2 separate regions of the Mus musculus genome follow, and region 2 is linked to region 1. A link is a loop called in an ENCODE intact Hi-C map of the cell type or tissue named here. Cell type or tissue: gastrocnemius. All regions are shown on one strand. Region 1 has its middle 14 kb from the start of Snx20. Region 2 overlaps Nkd1 (naked cuticle 1).

What was found. Peaks named below come from ENCODE experiments on the same cell type or tissue, not always from the same donor. Only the 100,000 strongest peaks of a DNase experiment are listed, where the experiment ranks them.
Region 2: it touches region 1 in a loop (2.3-fold over the local background); 5 of 42 quality-filtered maps call a loop at or near these places.

What each region holds. Positions count from the first base shown.
Region 1 is chr8:88,620,384-88,622,883 of GRCm38, reverse strand. No RefSeq gene overlaps it. Among named protein-coding and RNA genes, the nearest start is that of Snx20, 14 kb to the left of the region's middle. In gastrocnemius, a CTCF peak has its summit at 1,234 (motif pointing right); DNase peaks (open chromatin) are centred at 176, 1,251 and 1,757.
Region 2 is chr8:88,566,828-88,569,327 of GRCm38, reverse strand. The region is part of intron 3 of Nkd1 (naked cuticle 1); the gene reads right to left. Among named protein-coding and RNA genes, the nearest start is that of Nkd1, 47 kb to the right of the region's middle. In gastrocnemius, a CTCF peak has its summit at 1,386 (motif pointing left); a DNase peak (open chromatin) is centred at 1,379; H3K4me3 peaks cover 297 bases; H3K27ac peaks cover 717 bases.

The DNA.
Region 1 (2,500 bases):
CAGAGTCTCCAAGGGTGCAAAGGAACCAGGGTGGGTCCTAGAAGATCGAGGGAAAGCAGAAGGCCAGCGCACAGGCCAGAATCTACGCAACACGCATCAGCAGATAAAAGCCATCTCTCGTGATTGGCTCGATGAAAGTAAAGGGGCTGAAGAGCTCGGGTTTGGAGATGTGGATCCATCCTTTCAGGCACAGGAGCAAAACCACAAGTTAACCTGACAGGGAAAGAATCTCCTGTCTGACAGTCCCAGCAGAGGACTGGCTGCCGGTCATACTGGATCTGATCACAGGCACACATGCTTATTCGCTCAGCTCAGTCCTGCTGCTCTCTGCTTCATCTTCTCTCCTCTCCAGAGGACTGCAGCCTCTCCGAGATCACATACTCTTTCCTTGCAACTCCAGATGACTGTCTCATGCAGGCTTCTTCCGAGGTCTCTGCCTGTAGGATCTGTAGGAAAGCACACACCTGTTCCTTCCTGAGAAAGCCAAAGAGGATACCTCTCTCACACAGTATACAGCCTCGAACCTCTAGATACCTCTCTCACACAGTATACAGCCTAGAACCTCTAGATACCTCTCTCACACAATATACAGCCTAGAACCTCTAGATACCTCTCTCATACAGCCTAGAATGGGCGCCTGGCAGACTTGACATGAAAGTTCTGCTGTATATGGCTCTGCGATCTACTTTGTAAGGCGCAGTTGAACATAACTAGCATTTCTCTATAGTGTATAACATGATGACAGTCTGGTTTTCATGGTTCCACTGTACTCTGACACAAATGCCACATCTTACCACCTCTTACTATGGCATGCTTTCTTTTGGCAGAGGATTAAGCCAAATAGATCTTTCTGCAACTGGTGCACCCTCCCATTGGTCTCTTACAGTGGCATTTATGAGTTTTTAGACACTTCTTTAGACTCTTTTTAAAAACACTGTCTTTTATTTTACTTTTATCCTGACCAAAGCTGCCTGTTTTATGAAGCACTCACACTTGCAATGGTTTTAATAATCCCATTTCATTTCTCCTCATAAAGGCTCCTCCAATACTCTTCCACTTGGTAATCGGGAGAGCTATCCCATGGACCTGCCATGGTGCTGTCGTATTATATTGATTAAGCTAGCTCTCTGACAACTTCATACATGTAACTAACACTGTCATTCTAAACCAGCATTAAGTTCAAAGTTTGTTCCTTTTCTGGCAGGCTTGATCCGGCCGTTCACTAGATGACCAGCAGAGGTCGCTCAAAACCCAGTGCTCTGTGCTGAAAGAGACCATGGAAAAAGACAGCAATCCAGGAGGTTGGGGAGAGTGAGGCACACCGCGACTTGGCAAAGCTTTTAAAAGAGACAATACTAGAAACACGGTTGCTATGTTGCCTCCGTCACTGTCCCTCATGTTTGTTAGGGTGCCCCCAGGTGAGTCCCAGAGCTCTGGGGTCCCTGTCTCTCTGCCTGCTGTGCTGGGGAAAGGAAAGAGTTTGTGCTCCCAGGAAAGCACACCTGACCTCCCAGGGCCCAGTCCAGACACTCTACTACAAACTGGAAAGAAAGAGGTGTGGATATGAGATAGTCCTTCCTCACTTGTTAGTTAGGCCTCTTAAGAAATGTACTTATCTTCCCCCTCCGACCCCCAAACATAAACTGTGAGGCATGGACCTAAAATTCCACTGGAGGAACAGACTGTAAAGACAGTTGAGACACTCCCCTGGTGACCAGCTGGAATCGCCCAGCAAGACGGTCTTCAACCCCCTCCTGGAGAGCATCCAGATGCCCACTCCAACACTGTTACAGCCAACAGCCATGGAAAGGGCCCTCCATTTGTCACTGGGATATTTTACAACCATGCAAGCAGACACTGTGATAAAACACAGCGGACAAGTGTCACATCTCTAGACACACACAGTCTTTGGCACCCTCCGGGTGATGGGAAGCCAAGGTGGCAGGTAAAACATTTTGAGAAGCAACTGTGAGACCCAGCTCCACTGGGCTATGCAGAGGTAAAGGCAGTGGACACAGCAGGTAACCCCCAACAGAAGAGGGTGCAGGAACACAGCTCTTCTAGAAAAGGGGTTTGTTCAAAGGTTTGGACTCACAAACTTATGGCAGTTAAGAAGTCCCACAGCCTTTGCAAACTGGAGGCCCAGAAAATAAGGGACACAAGGCAGGGGAAGATGGGGACCCTGCTTAGTAGTCAGGCAGAGGGAGGTCAATGCAGCCTTCTTTACTTTTCTTTGTTGGGCTCTAGCAGGACTGGATGCTGCCACCCCCTTCCTCATGTGGTCCACAAAACTCTGCTGTTTCTTCTGAAATGGCCCTCGAAGACACGGATTAGTTAGTTATCTGGGCATCCCAGGACCCAGGCAAGTGCACATAGAAAGTTGGCCACCACGAATTCTGAGATTATAAGGGTAACAATAGAAGTTGAAGTGGTGGTTTTCCCTTTTAGAGAGTAAAGAGCCTTTCACTGGAGGGAGACATTGAGAGGTCTCAGAGGGTTG
Region 2 (2,500 bases), 54 kb after region 1:
TGGAGAAGCTGGCAGACGAGGCTGGGATCTTCTGGGCCAGGAGGAGTCCATGGTCTCCTAGATCCAGGAAATCTGGGGTACCCAGCCCCCAACAGCCCCAGTGGCTGGTTGCTTTTCTGTGGCATATCCAACAGAGATGGGATAACCAAGGCAGCTCACCATCTGGCCCTCGTCTCTAACTTCTCAGTCCCCCAGGCTTCTCTACCCTCAGAATCCACTCATGAGCACCATAGGCCATAGGTGCTAGGAACTGCCCACTCAGGCTAATAACGAGGGACATTCAGGCCAGGAGACAAAAACAGTCACCATCCAAGGGCTAAGGAGATGGAGACAGACAAGGCTCCCCAAAGCACTGGCAGAAAGTCAGTGACAGAAAGTCAGAGAACCCCCTCCCCCAGGGAAGAGGAACCCAAGTTCATTCTACCCCAGAAGAGTATCAGAACCAAGATCTCAGGCAGCTGCTTCCAGAGCCAGGCGACATCTCTCTGCAAGCGTATAAGGCCCAGCCCTCAGCTCCTCCAGCTCTACCAGCCGAGGGTCACAGGTAATGGATCCTGGGTCTCCTGGGAGCTGACGAAGACACCTGCCTCCCTGGCTGCATCTTGCCTCCCTTCCGGCCCCTAAAGTGCACCATTTCTGCCCAGATGGAGGTCAGAGAGAGAGGCCAGTGAAGGGAAGGTTGTGAACCACCATCTCTTGAGAGCAGGCTCTGGGACGACCCGGCTGGTTTTGTTCTGGAATTGTACCTGACATTCATTATGTGTGTGTCCCACCTTTGACTATTTCAACCCAGTGTTAACAAGAAACACTTCTGTGTTTGTTCCAAGTAGGTTTGCCATTCCGTGTTAAGCTGCATACATAGCTCCCTGGGAATGCGGACAATCTGTGGGCTATGGGTTGGCACATCTGTTAGGTGCTAGACAAATGTGGTAAGTGTGTTTTGGGTGGACTCTGGCTCTGAGAACACTGTCCCTGCCCATCCTCACACACTGCCACCTAGGATGGTGACAAATCCCAACTCATTAACCTGTTTACTGCAACAACTCAGGCTAAACTTGTCTCTGGCTGTAAAAATCCTGACACTTACAGACCAGGACCAAGCCAGAGCCTACTATAACTGGAATGTGAGACCTCTGCCACGCTCAGAGGCTTATGCCACCCTTGCCCATAGCCCCTCTGGTTTCCCCAGCTGGTTCAACTGTGCTGCTCAGAGGAGAGAGGCACCTCTCAGGCACTGGCAGGGCTGGCTTTCTGCCTAGGCTCACAAGAAACAGCCTCCGTGGCTCCAAAGACACGGAGTGGTGATTAAAATTCCTCCCCTCGCTCCTATTTTTATCTGCCTAGAATGTAGTCGGAGTGCTCCATGTGGCGCCCCCAGCTGGCCCCCCACAGCTAAGCATGCAGCCTGAACACCTAGTCTCCTGCTAGGGAGATGGACATCAGATATCAGGGAGGACCCCACGGGACACAAATGACCCTCAGGGATGGTGGCCTTGCCAACTTCTGGCATCAGCCAGCCACAGATTAACAAAGTACACTGCCCAGGCTATCAGTCGGCAAGCTGTGGACATTTGCATGCCACCATCACCACAACTTCCTTCAAGACAGTCCCAAGCTAAACTACTTGATACTCCTCCTCCTCCCCGCCCCTTACTAGAGTAGTGAGAGATAGAACCCAGGGTTTCTACATACTAGGCATTCTAACCACTGAGATTCCCAGTCTTCTTTTTAAATGGTCACTTTTTATTTTGAGATAGAGTTTCGATTGCCGGGCTAGCCTTAAACTGACATTCCTCCTGTCTTGGCTGTTGAGTAACTGGGATTACAGATGTGCAGCTGGCTAATACTCAAACTTCTCTAAGTATGTTAAATATTCTCATTCTCTCCTCTCTTCCTCCCCCCTCCCAACCCTCCAACCTTGCAAGAAGATCAGCGACTGCAGGGCTGTGAGTCCTCGTTACATTCAAGGCTTTTGAGGCATATCGTACATTAAACAGATATAGTCATTACAATGCCAGATGTCCACTACTTACCACCCCAAGTCCTACCCCACAGAAGAGTGATGCCCAGGCTTTGAGAATGGAAAGATGTGACAAGCCCCATTGGTGCCCCTATGGCAAGGCTGGTTCTAACAGGAGGAGAGGGAGAAGAGACACACAGAGCAAGACACGGAGGGATGCCCAGGCTCTTTTCATAGACAACAGCTATTACATTTATAATTCGATGTCTATGGACGGAGAAAAGAAGGCTGAGGCGGGGAACAAGCTCTAACTCAAAGGTGGTAAACTTGTATGCTTTCTTATGGTGAATGTCAAGAGTTTGAGGCAGATGTCCTGGGCCAGGAGAGGCTTATGCAGAATAGTCAGGGCGTAGACCTAGCCCAAGCTCAGCGCCCAGGAGCTTACTGGCATGGGAGTACAAGGTCATACAGACTAAGGACCAAGGATGATACAACGAACATTGACTGAGTGTGACAGCTACCTCGTCCCATGCTGAGCCT